Regions from separate parts of the Homo sapiens genome. Here region 2 is linked to region 1. Evidence: read pairs that join two places in POLR2A ChIA-PET (ENCODE). Cell type or tissue: CD4-positive, alpha-beta T cell. All regions are shown on one strand.

What was found. ChIA-PET counts read pairs that join two places held together with the same protein. Peaks named below come from ENCODE experiments on the same cell type or tissue, not always from the same donor. Only the 100,000 strongest peaks of a DNase experiment are listed, where the experiment ranks them.
Region 2: POLR2A ChIA-PET joins it to region 1 with 5 read pairs; 1 of 35 experiments calls an interaction of 5 or more read pairs at or near these places.

Annotation. Positions count from the first base shown.
Region 1 is chr2:28,612,934-28,617,933 of GRCh38, reverse strand. PLB1 (phospholipase B1) reads right to left here. Exons shown (of 58, transcript NM_153021.5): 44 at 3,838-3,903; 45 at 147-207. Among named protein-coding and RNA genes, the nearest start is that of PLB1, 120 kb to the right of the region's middle. In CD4-positive, alpha-beta T cell, no CTCF peak of the experiment used is centred here; DNase peaks (open chromatin) are centred at 2,023, 3,683 and 4,593; H3K27ac peaks cover 3,211 bases.
Region 2 is chr2:29,312,998-29,317,997 of GRCh38, reverse strand. All of the region lies in intron 8 of ALK (ALK receptor tyrosine kinase), which reads left to right. Among named protein-coding and RNA genes, the nearest start is that of CLIP4, 200 kb to the right of the region's middle. In CD4-positive, alpha-beta T cell, a CTCF peak has its summit at 3,041; DNase peaks (open chromatin) are centred at 797 and 3,057; H3K4me3 peaks cover 1,188 bases; H3K27me3 peaks cover 190 bases.

The sequences.
Region 1 (5,000 bases):
TGGCGGCAGGCCGCAGGATCTAGGTCTGCACTGCAGGGGAATTAGCAAGTCCTGCTTAAAGCTCCAGGGTATGTTTGCAGGGTCTCCCCACAACCTGATATTCGGCAAGGCCCTTAATTGAAGGAGATGATGATGTTTTCACTCACCAGAGGTTGGAACACTATTGGAAGCCTTCCACTCTGTACACAGGAAGTCACTGCCCCAGTTCTAAATCAACAGGAGAAAAGATTCAGTGCCCAACACTCATTGTGCAGGGAGATAAGCTTCAGCCCAAGAAGAACCAGCTAAGGGATTTTTGATGGAGGCTAGAAATGAGTCACCATACAGGATCATGTGAGGGAAAGAACTGTGAGTTATAGGTGGGCTAGGAGGGAAATTAAAGGGGGAGAAATGGGTGTGTCTAGCTACCCCTATGCACAACCCATAGTGCATGTCTCCACATGTGCACCCACACACCACCTTTCTTATCCCCATATATCTATGCTTTGAATGGAGCCAGTGGCTGCCCCAAAGCAGGGAAGAAAACCATGAAGTCCTACACAGGTGGGTCTCCCAAAGGAACACAGCATTTGGATGCCTAACATGAGATTACAGGTATGTGTGTTTTATAAAATTAAGCTAACTGACACTAATTATAATGGTAGAACCTAGACAATAATTAAAATATTTTTAGAATAATAACACAAAATATTTTAAAATTGTAAAGCTCCTGGTTTCTGCCTGTCTTTTCTGGATACCTGTATGTCTTTTTGCATATTTAACTTAACAGCCTTATTCCTTATATGTTTTTAAATTGATGTAAGCAACCCTGGATGCTTTTAGTCAATTTTCTTTGTCTCTAATACAGAACATATTTTCCAGGTGCTGGGGAAAGGAGTGGGATGGGAAGCAGAGGGCATAGAAATGATTAGTACCAGAAATCTGGGGGAAAATTGAGTATCTTCCCAAAGTCTCAAATATATGCATACTGAGTATGGAGTAGGGCTTGACCAGCAGATTGACTGTCCAGGAGTCTGACTGCCAGATGCTATGAAAACTCATCTCATCTGTTCAGTCAGATGATGAAGATAAGACTTGTTGAAATATTCCTATCATGAGAGAGCAAAAATGGAACTTCTTTTAAATATTATTTGCTTAATCCTATGGAATTTGGTTTTTTCCCAAGGGATTGCTCAATTCATCATTCTGATGGATTTCTTCTGTTTAAAGGTTTAATGAACTCAAGAGCATGCTTGTGTGCAGATGACAAATACTCACAGAAAATGCAACGTAAAAAGTTATTCAGCCATCAGCACATGAGATATATCTCAGATAGTTGGTGAACCAGAGATAAGCATATTCCATGTAGATTAACAGATCCTGGTTGGAATTGAAACGTGCTCATCCGTCACAAGGGAAGAACCATGCACCACACCCAAAATCAGTGCATCCAAATCCCCTGAAGATCTTAAGCTGCAGATTCTGATTCAGCAGGTTTGGGGTGGTGCCCAGGACTCTGCATTTCTAAAAAGCTCCCAGGTAAAGCCTCTTTGTGGCCACTTTATTAGTTTTGCTTTTATTATTTTTAATTGACATATTAAGTGTACATACTTATGAGGCATAGTGTGATATTTTGATACATCTCTACAATGTGCAGTGATCAAATCAGGGTAATTAGCCTATCCCTCACTTCAAATATTTACCATTTCTTTGTGTTGGGAACATTCAAAATCTGCTGTTCTAGCTATTTGAAAATATATGGTAAACTGTTAACTATAGTCACCCTACTGTGCTATAAAACACTAGAAATTCTCCTTCCTATATAGCTGTAATTTTCTGTTAATCAATTTCTGCTATCTCTACTCCCCAACCACCATCCACCCTTCCCAGCCTCTAATAACCACTATTTATACTCTACTTCTGTGAAGTCAACTTCTTAAGCTTCCGCATATGGTGAGAACATGTAGTATTTGTCTTTCTGTGCCTGACTTATTTCACTTAACGTAATGTCCTCTAGGCTCATTCACGTTACCTCAGATGACAGAATTTTGTTTCTGTGGTTACTTTGAGTAGAAAGCTGTTAAAACAAACACACGCCCTTCTAGCTCTGGGATTTTTAGCTCTTCCAGCAGCAAAAGCAAAGATGCATGAGACTGAAGAACCAAGAGGGCAGATCCAGACCCATTCGGCTCACCACTGTCTACCGAGCACTTAGTGCAGTGCCCACTCTACATAGGCATCCAATAGGTAAATGAATAAATGAAGAAATGCCTGATTCACAAGATGCAGCTGACATTTCAATTCTCAGGGAATTTGGTCACTGGTTCAATGAGGACAAGCCTCCACTGGGCTAACGTGAGCCTGAGAAAATTCAGAGAGGCTGGACACAGCATAACCCGCAGCCAGCAATCTGGTATTGCTTGCACCCCAGAGCTTAGCATCCAATAGTTCTTAATGATTTCATATGGGTTAGTTTCTTCAGCTGGCTTATAAAATGTCTTTCCCCAATCACTCCTGCTGATGGCCAACCCATTCTACACATAGCAGTCAGGGAGATCTTTGAAAGACGTGAACCAGATCATGTCACTCTCTCCTGAGACCGCCAATGCCTTCCCATCTTTCTCCACTTGAAATCCAGTGGTTTTACTCAGTAATTCAGGCTTTGTGTGATCTGGCTCCTTGGCACTCCTGATCTCATTTCCCCCACTCTCCACCTCATTCTCATGCCCCCAGCCACTCTGACCTTCTTTCTCTTCCCCAAATACACCCAACACAGTCCCACTTCTGAGCCTGTGTGGTCCATGGTCCTTCTGCCTGGGACTGTGTTCCTGGCTCCCTGTATAGCAAGTGTCTCCTCATTATGCATGTCTCAGTTTAAATCTCACCTCAGGAAGGCCTGGCCTGCATGGTGCACCTGAATTTGCCTCCCTTGCCCCAGCCCCATCACGCTCCTCAGAGCTGTCATCACTATCTGAAATGACCATGCCTAGCCATGTATATAAGACACCTTTCTCAGTAGATTGTAAGCTACGTGAGGGCCGGGATCCATCTGTCTGGTTAACATTTCTGTCTTCCTGGAATAGTGTCTGGCACATAGTATGTGCTCAATAATTGTGAAATTCTACTGGGCTCTCACTTCCCTTGGTCCGGACCATGTTCGATACTTCTCTGCATGCCTTCTAGCCCCTAACATGAGACTGGATATAATATAGGTGTGAAACTGAAACTGCGGGTCAAACCCCATCCTGGTGACCAACAGACCTGATCCGGACCAGGCCTGACTGCCAGTCATGGTATAGTCCGGGGTCCTCCAGGCCGTCTTTGCAGTGGCCGTCCTAGGCTCACAGACATGGTTAATCCAATGGAATTAACCATGGGCTCTGAATCCTCAGCACTAGAATGATTGACTTGAACCAAACAAGGCCTAGGGGCCCACAGGAACATGAACGTGCCTCCACTTCCTTTTGGGTCCCATCCCCAGAATTGTAGTTCCCTCCCACTCAGCCTCCACCTTCCAAGAAGTCAACGCCACATCACACCAGCTGCCTCTCCCTCTTGAGAGGCTGAGCTGCCTAAGCAGTAACCACGTCTGTGAGCCCAGGATTGCCAAGGTCAAAGAAAATCGATCCATAGACACTTCCTCTGCTTGGGGGCTGACGTCAGGTAAGCAACTTGAGAACATGTTAGGACAATCCTGGGGCTTCGTGGTCCGGGAGCCTTTTCTGTACATTCCAATCCCCAGTATGTAAGAAGTACATTTCTGCTTCAGTGAATACTCTGAAACCTGTACCACACCCGAGCCCCTGGCAGGTGGAAATGGTTTGTGTCTGAGAGAGGCAGATGTGAGTCAGGGGTTACCTCAATGGCTGGCTTGATGGGGTACGTGTAGTTACTATTCCGAGGGGTTCTCAGGAAGGGCTCATTCTAAGAGAAAAAAAAACACATGGAGAAGTTATCTGACAGCACTGAAGTTTGCTTGAGAAGGAGAAAAACTAACAATCCTGCCCTGTAGATTTATTTAACATGATTCTTCTGCACTTATATAGAAAGAACTGTATAAACATAATTTCATTCATTCCCCCGGAGGGTTTTACATAACAGCTTTGGCAAGGGATGGACAACAAAAGGCGTGCAGAGGGTTTCATACCCATTGTAGTCTGGGGTCTGTGCTTTTGTGTTCCTCCTAGCAACTGAACAGCTCCCTAATCCTCAGACCTATCTATTTTCTTGGCTTTGTAATTTCTCTAGCAAGGGATTCATGTTTCAGCATTTTTTTAATCTTCCAGAAAGTGTTATGATTATCAATATATTTGAGTATCTGTAATGTTTTTCTTTCTGCCTCCTTTGAACTGTATGTCTTTTCCTCTTTAGGTTGGGTTCCTGTATCTTAGTCATTTTTTTTTTCTTGTAAAACACCCTCCTCATTCCCTACTTACCTATCTGTTTTACAATCAGTTTTCACATAAGCCCAGTCAAGAATCCAAGTCCCCCCAGTTGCAGGTGAGGAGTTAGTTAAAGAAGGAAGAAGGAAGCAGACAAAGAAGAAATGGGGAGAAAGCTAATGAGAAAATGTATAAATGACAGCAAAGCAAGATCAAGTTGATAAGACTGAGATCAGGAAACAGCAACCGGGCCCAGGGCTGTGAGCACTCTCACAAAATGTGCTCAGTGGAGTAGTAAGCCCATGGTCTGAAAATGTGAGAATAAAATGGGAACAAGAAGAAAAAACCAGGCTGGCACAGTGGCCCATGCCTGTATTCCCAGCGTTTTGGGAGGCCAGGGTAGGAGGATTGCTTGGGGCCAAGAGTTTAATACCAGCTTGGGAAGCATAGCAAGACCCCATCTCTACGACAAATTAAAAAAATAAATTAGCTCAACATGGTGGCATGTGCCTGTAATCCTAGCTACTCAAGAGGCTGAAGCAGAAGGATTGCTTGAACCCAGGAGTTTGTGGTTACAGTGAGCTATAATTGTGCCAGTGCACTCCAGCCTGGGCAACAGAGTGAGACTCTGTTTCAATA
Region 2 (5,000 bases), 700 kb before region 1:
AAGACTTTCTACAGAATCCTTTTTAAAAACATTGAGCTCTTGTAATACATTGTAAATACTATACATCCTCAAAAATTTGATTTACATAAATTTCACTAAGACATCAATGGCATTCAGTGAGGTACCTCCAAAACTACTCTCTCAAATGGTTCCTGATGCTGTTATCTCATTGGTGTGGGTGGAGGGACTGGCGCCCTGTTCCTTAGCATACAGTCATATTCTTTAGGGGCCAAGAAATGTACTTAAGACCCCAGCATGGTACAGTGATTAAGCTCATGGACTCTAGAATCAAATTTCTGAGTCCAAGTCGGGTTCCACCACTGATTGATTGTATAGTTTGTTTGGGCAGTTAATTAACCTCTTGGGGCTTCAGTTTCCTCACTGGGAAAGTGAACACATTTATAGTGCCTATCCTGAAGAGTGAGGATTAAATAGATAATGTCCAAAGGGCTTGGAAGAGCATTGGGCACAAAGTAAGCACTGCAGTATTTAGCCCACAGGGTGCCTGGCACACTGTATCAACATTCAGAAGGACACTGGGGGAAGAGGAAGAGAACTTGAGCCAGAAATCAGACTGTAAGCTCCAAGAGAGCAGGCCATGTCTTGTGCTTCTTTGTACTCCCTCACTGCACCTGCATCAACATCTTGCGTGTAGTAGAAAACCTACACGTAGTTTGGGTTTGGCCAGTCATCTCGTTCTGGACACTCACAGGAGAAATTCCTGTCTGGCTCAGTTTCAGGAATAGCTATGCACCCTCTGAGCAATTTGTTTCCTGTCAAGTTGTAGACATTGTGAAACTGACCAGATTCACTTCTCCTTCTGTGGCTAATAGAAATCCCAGGGTGGTGGTTCTGTGGCCAGCAGAGGGACAGACAACAGGATTGCCCCTGCTAAGGGATGCAGGCAGAATCAAGCCCCTCGAGTTTCTCATAAAATAAAAACTCACAGACAGAAAACAAATAAGAATGGAAAAGATGTAGAAATGATTTTTTAATCCGAGGAGTGGTTAAATTAAAACCAAGGCTCCACTTGGCAAGCAAATGGGACTTTGTGATATGCAATTTGTAGCAGCTTACTCCTGGTTTGATTTTATAACTCGACATTCGCCACTTCCTTCTCACCCTCTTCTAGGCTATGCTATCCTACTAGATTTTATGTATCTCTGTGAACCACCTTAAATCCTTTTTGGAAGAATTCTGAGCACAAATAAATAGATTCATTAAATTAAATTGTGTTTGAGAAACCATGCTATCTCATGCAGATGGTGGAATTACACAGTCATTGCTGATATTTCTCAGGTGTCTGAGAGCAGGTACCTAGAAAGGAAGGCTTTTTGAGAGAACATATAAATGAAGACAGATGGTTGGCCCACCGGAGAGGACGGGAGGATCCTTAAGAGCATTTGGTCTTTAAATTTACTCTTCGCTGGGTTTAATATGAGCCAAATTTCAGAAAAAGAAATGTCAAGGTACAAATGATATTATTCTAATACTTCATCATTTCTCTAATAACCTTTGAGTTGATCAATAGCTTAAACAGGTGTTTCGTTTTACTGGCCTGTTTTATTTTTCCTGCAGTCTAATTTGCTCTGGGCTGTTTCTGCTATTCCCTGCCCTTTTCCAGAACTTGGCTCAGCAGGCATAATGAAAGGAAGGGAATAAGTCCATTCCACACTCACATTATTTATATTTATATATATTCATATGATTTCACATTCAGGTTTTCAGACCATTTGTCTAATGCTGATGGGTCTTTGAATTCCCAATGTTGGGAGAAATGTTTTTATCAGGAAAATAAATAACCAAAATAGAAATATGCATTTCTAGATTTGTAAGCCCTACCATTTATTTTATGTGAATCCTAAATGCAGAATGCAGGAAGTTGATTTCCTCCTCCCGGGCGGGCTAAACCCCAGTGGCAGAAAAAAATGGATATTGCATTTCTCTGGGGGACTATGTGAGGTTCACTCAGGGCTTTCAAACCCCACCAACCCTACAGGGGCCTCTGTTGCCTATGGGGCCCGAGTGCAGAAAGATGGACACTAGGCAGAGTTTTGGGGACAGGACTCTGATGAGCATCAGGCCTACAGGGACTGGCGACTGGTCCAGCTGAGCCCTGAGGCTGATGCCTACCACGAAGGACCTTCTTCAAACCCAGCTCAGTCCTGGTCTCCGGGAAGTTAAAGTCATCGTACACTATCTCAAGACACCACAATCATCAGTGGATTCCCAGAGAAGAACTGGTGTCATCTTCAAGAATTTCCTGCAAAGTCTAGAAAGTGAGTTAACCAGTAGTTCTGTGTTTCACCAGTCACATTCACCTGGAAAATGTAACAAATGCCCCACCCTGGACCTACTGAATGACATCGCGAAGAGTGGGGCCCAGGGCTCTGCATTTTTAAACCCTATCCTTGGTGATTTGGAGGTGCACTGAAACTTCAGAGCTATTGGCCGTAGGTGTGCTTGCCAATTGTGACTGAAATTCATTCTGAGCCCATGCAGAGAGTTTTCCTCCTGTCTGTGGCCCCAAATAGCGTGATGTCACTTGTCTTTTAGAAAGATGAGTCAGAAAAGGGATGAGAAATGATGGAGGCGGGGGAGAAGAGAAGCGGGTGGGAGAGCATATGAAACCAGGTCAGGAGCCCCCCATGATGGAGGCATAGCCACAGTGTGCCTTTGTGCCAATCTAACTTCCAGGGCATTCCAGAAGCCTGCCCCACTCCCACCTCCTCCCTCCAGGCTCCTGCAGCCTGCTCTTGCTGACTACCACGGCTGCCTCCTATCTCTCTGCACAGTTACACACGGGGCATGAATATTTAAAGACCTCTGCCTCGCCCAGCCACAAACAAGAAAGAACGCTGTGGTTTTGGTTTTCTTTTTGTGTTCCTCCTCTCCGCCACAAGCTCTTCTCTGCAGGAAACTGGGGAGCCACTTACAATATATTCTGATGTTATTTTTATTTTTATTTTTCTGAGCTCCAGTTCAAATAATTAAAGTTGCCACCGGGGAGGGAAGGCTTGCAGTGGCTTTCATGTGCTCACTTGCTGTCAGACCTGCTCGAATCCGCCTCGGCTTTGAGACACCCGCGGATGTGTCTGGCATTGCAGCCGCTGGTAATAAAGAGCACGGCAGAGTGGCGGCTGACACCACCCCAGCCCCCTGCCTTTCACACACCCCAGCAGCCTGAATGTCTCAACAAGCCCCGTGTGGTTTGAAATTCTATTTTATTTGAATAGCCTGCCTGTGACTAGAATAATTTAAACCACGTTCTCAGGCCTTCTGGGCCTGCAAGGAGAAAAAGTGGACTTTCCTCATTTTCTTTCCCCTCCAAGGCATGGAAGCAGTTTTTCTTGTGTGAGCTACAGAAGTGCAATTTGATCCAAAAATGAGATGGGATCCCCCCAATTTGTGGTGGTCAGTTCCTCAATGCTGGTTTTCCTACCTGGCCAGAGCTGCAGTTGCGTCTCCCCTCTTCTCACACATACATATGTACACGCAAACACACACACACATACACACATGCGTGCACACACCCTCTGGGATCTTGGGACACAGCCGAACCTTTCCACCCCTGACGTCACCTCTAGCAATAAAAGGAATCAGGTTGGATTAGCTGTGGGGAGCTGCTGTGATCTAGGCAGAAGGTGACCAGCGGGCCCCTTCCACGTCTACATGGGCCTGGAGAAAAGGGGACCCATCCTTTGTGTCATTAAAACCAGCAAATGTAGCCCAGAGGGATGTGAGAAGACGCCATGGCCCCTGGAGTTGACCTTGGCCATCCATCCCTGAAGCCCTTCTCAAAGGAAGGCACCCGAAGGCAGGGAATTTTTCTGTAAATTGCTCTCTGATTGATTTTGTAAGACTTTTCAGGGTGCTGGTGATCATCCCTGGAAACAGGCTTATCCTTCCCTCCAGCCTCTCAGTGTGACGCAGAAGCAGGGAAGCCGAGAGGCAGGCTGTGTTGATTGGGCTTATTGAAGCTTGCCCCCGACCTCGGCAGCAGGCAAATAGGACTCTGAAGATGGGAAAAAGAGAGGAACTTTTCTGACTGCTGTGTTTTTAAAGTTTATTAAACTCAGTGACAAAATCTTCTGTGGAAAGTCAAGAAAAGGAGGATAAGAGTAAGAAAACTTAGTATCAGATGGCATGAGACCGAGGAAAAACAAAAGCAGAAGGGGACCTTCCTTTATCAGCCCCCACCAAACTCTCGACAGGAGCCAAAGAAGATGAGCATAACTATTGAATTCAACTCGTTTTCCAGAGCAGATCCTATGCATCACGGGCTCCCCATCCAGATCATGAAATTCACCTCAAGACCCACAGCTAATAAACACAAGACCAAACCTAGATCTTATGATTCTGAGTTTCATGCTCTTCCTGTCACACTGCCCTGCTGGAGACAGATGGAACCTTCTCAACTTGGGGAGAGTTGATGAGAGCTTCAAAAGCATCAGAACTGGCATTACTGTCACCTAACTCAGAGCCCCACCACCTCATTTCTGCAGGCAGATAGAGAATCCCACCCCATTGTGTAAACAAAGAGTTCTCCCCTTCGTCTCTCCACAGGCTGGGAGTAGTCACTGGGTCTAACTCCTGAGCCACCAAGGGGACACTGCCACTCACCTACAGGACTCAAATGGAGTTTGTTCATTGGGTGGGCCTCATTCTCGGCCCCATGTGATCCAACTTACTTTAGCAAATCAGGAAGGAGAAGCCATTCCAGGAGGCCTCATGGGCTTGATTGCAAATAAAGTTGTTATTTCCTGGAGCCAGTTTACCTTCTGCATAGAACGGATGACCATCTAGGGAGAAGAATATTGCACACTTCCCCTCTCTGGGCTGACTGGTAGAAGAACAAGCAAGCCCCTATCAGAGCCCACCTGGGACCAGCCTCTCTGCCCATGCATGGCCAAGCAATGCTACACTTTGTGGTGTTTGTAAAACCCTTCTTGTAAATAGTTGGGGACCAGTACCAAGCTAGAGGGATTCCAGGGTAATGT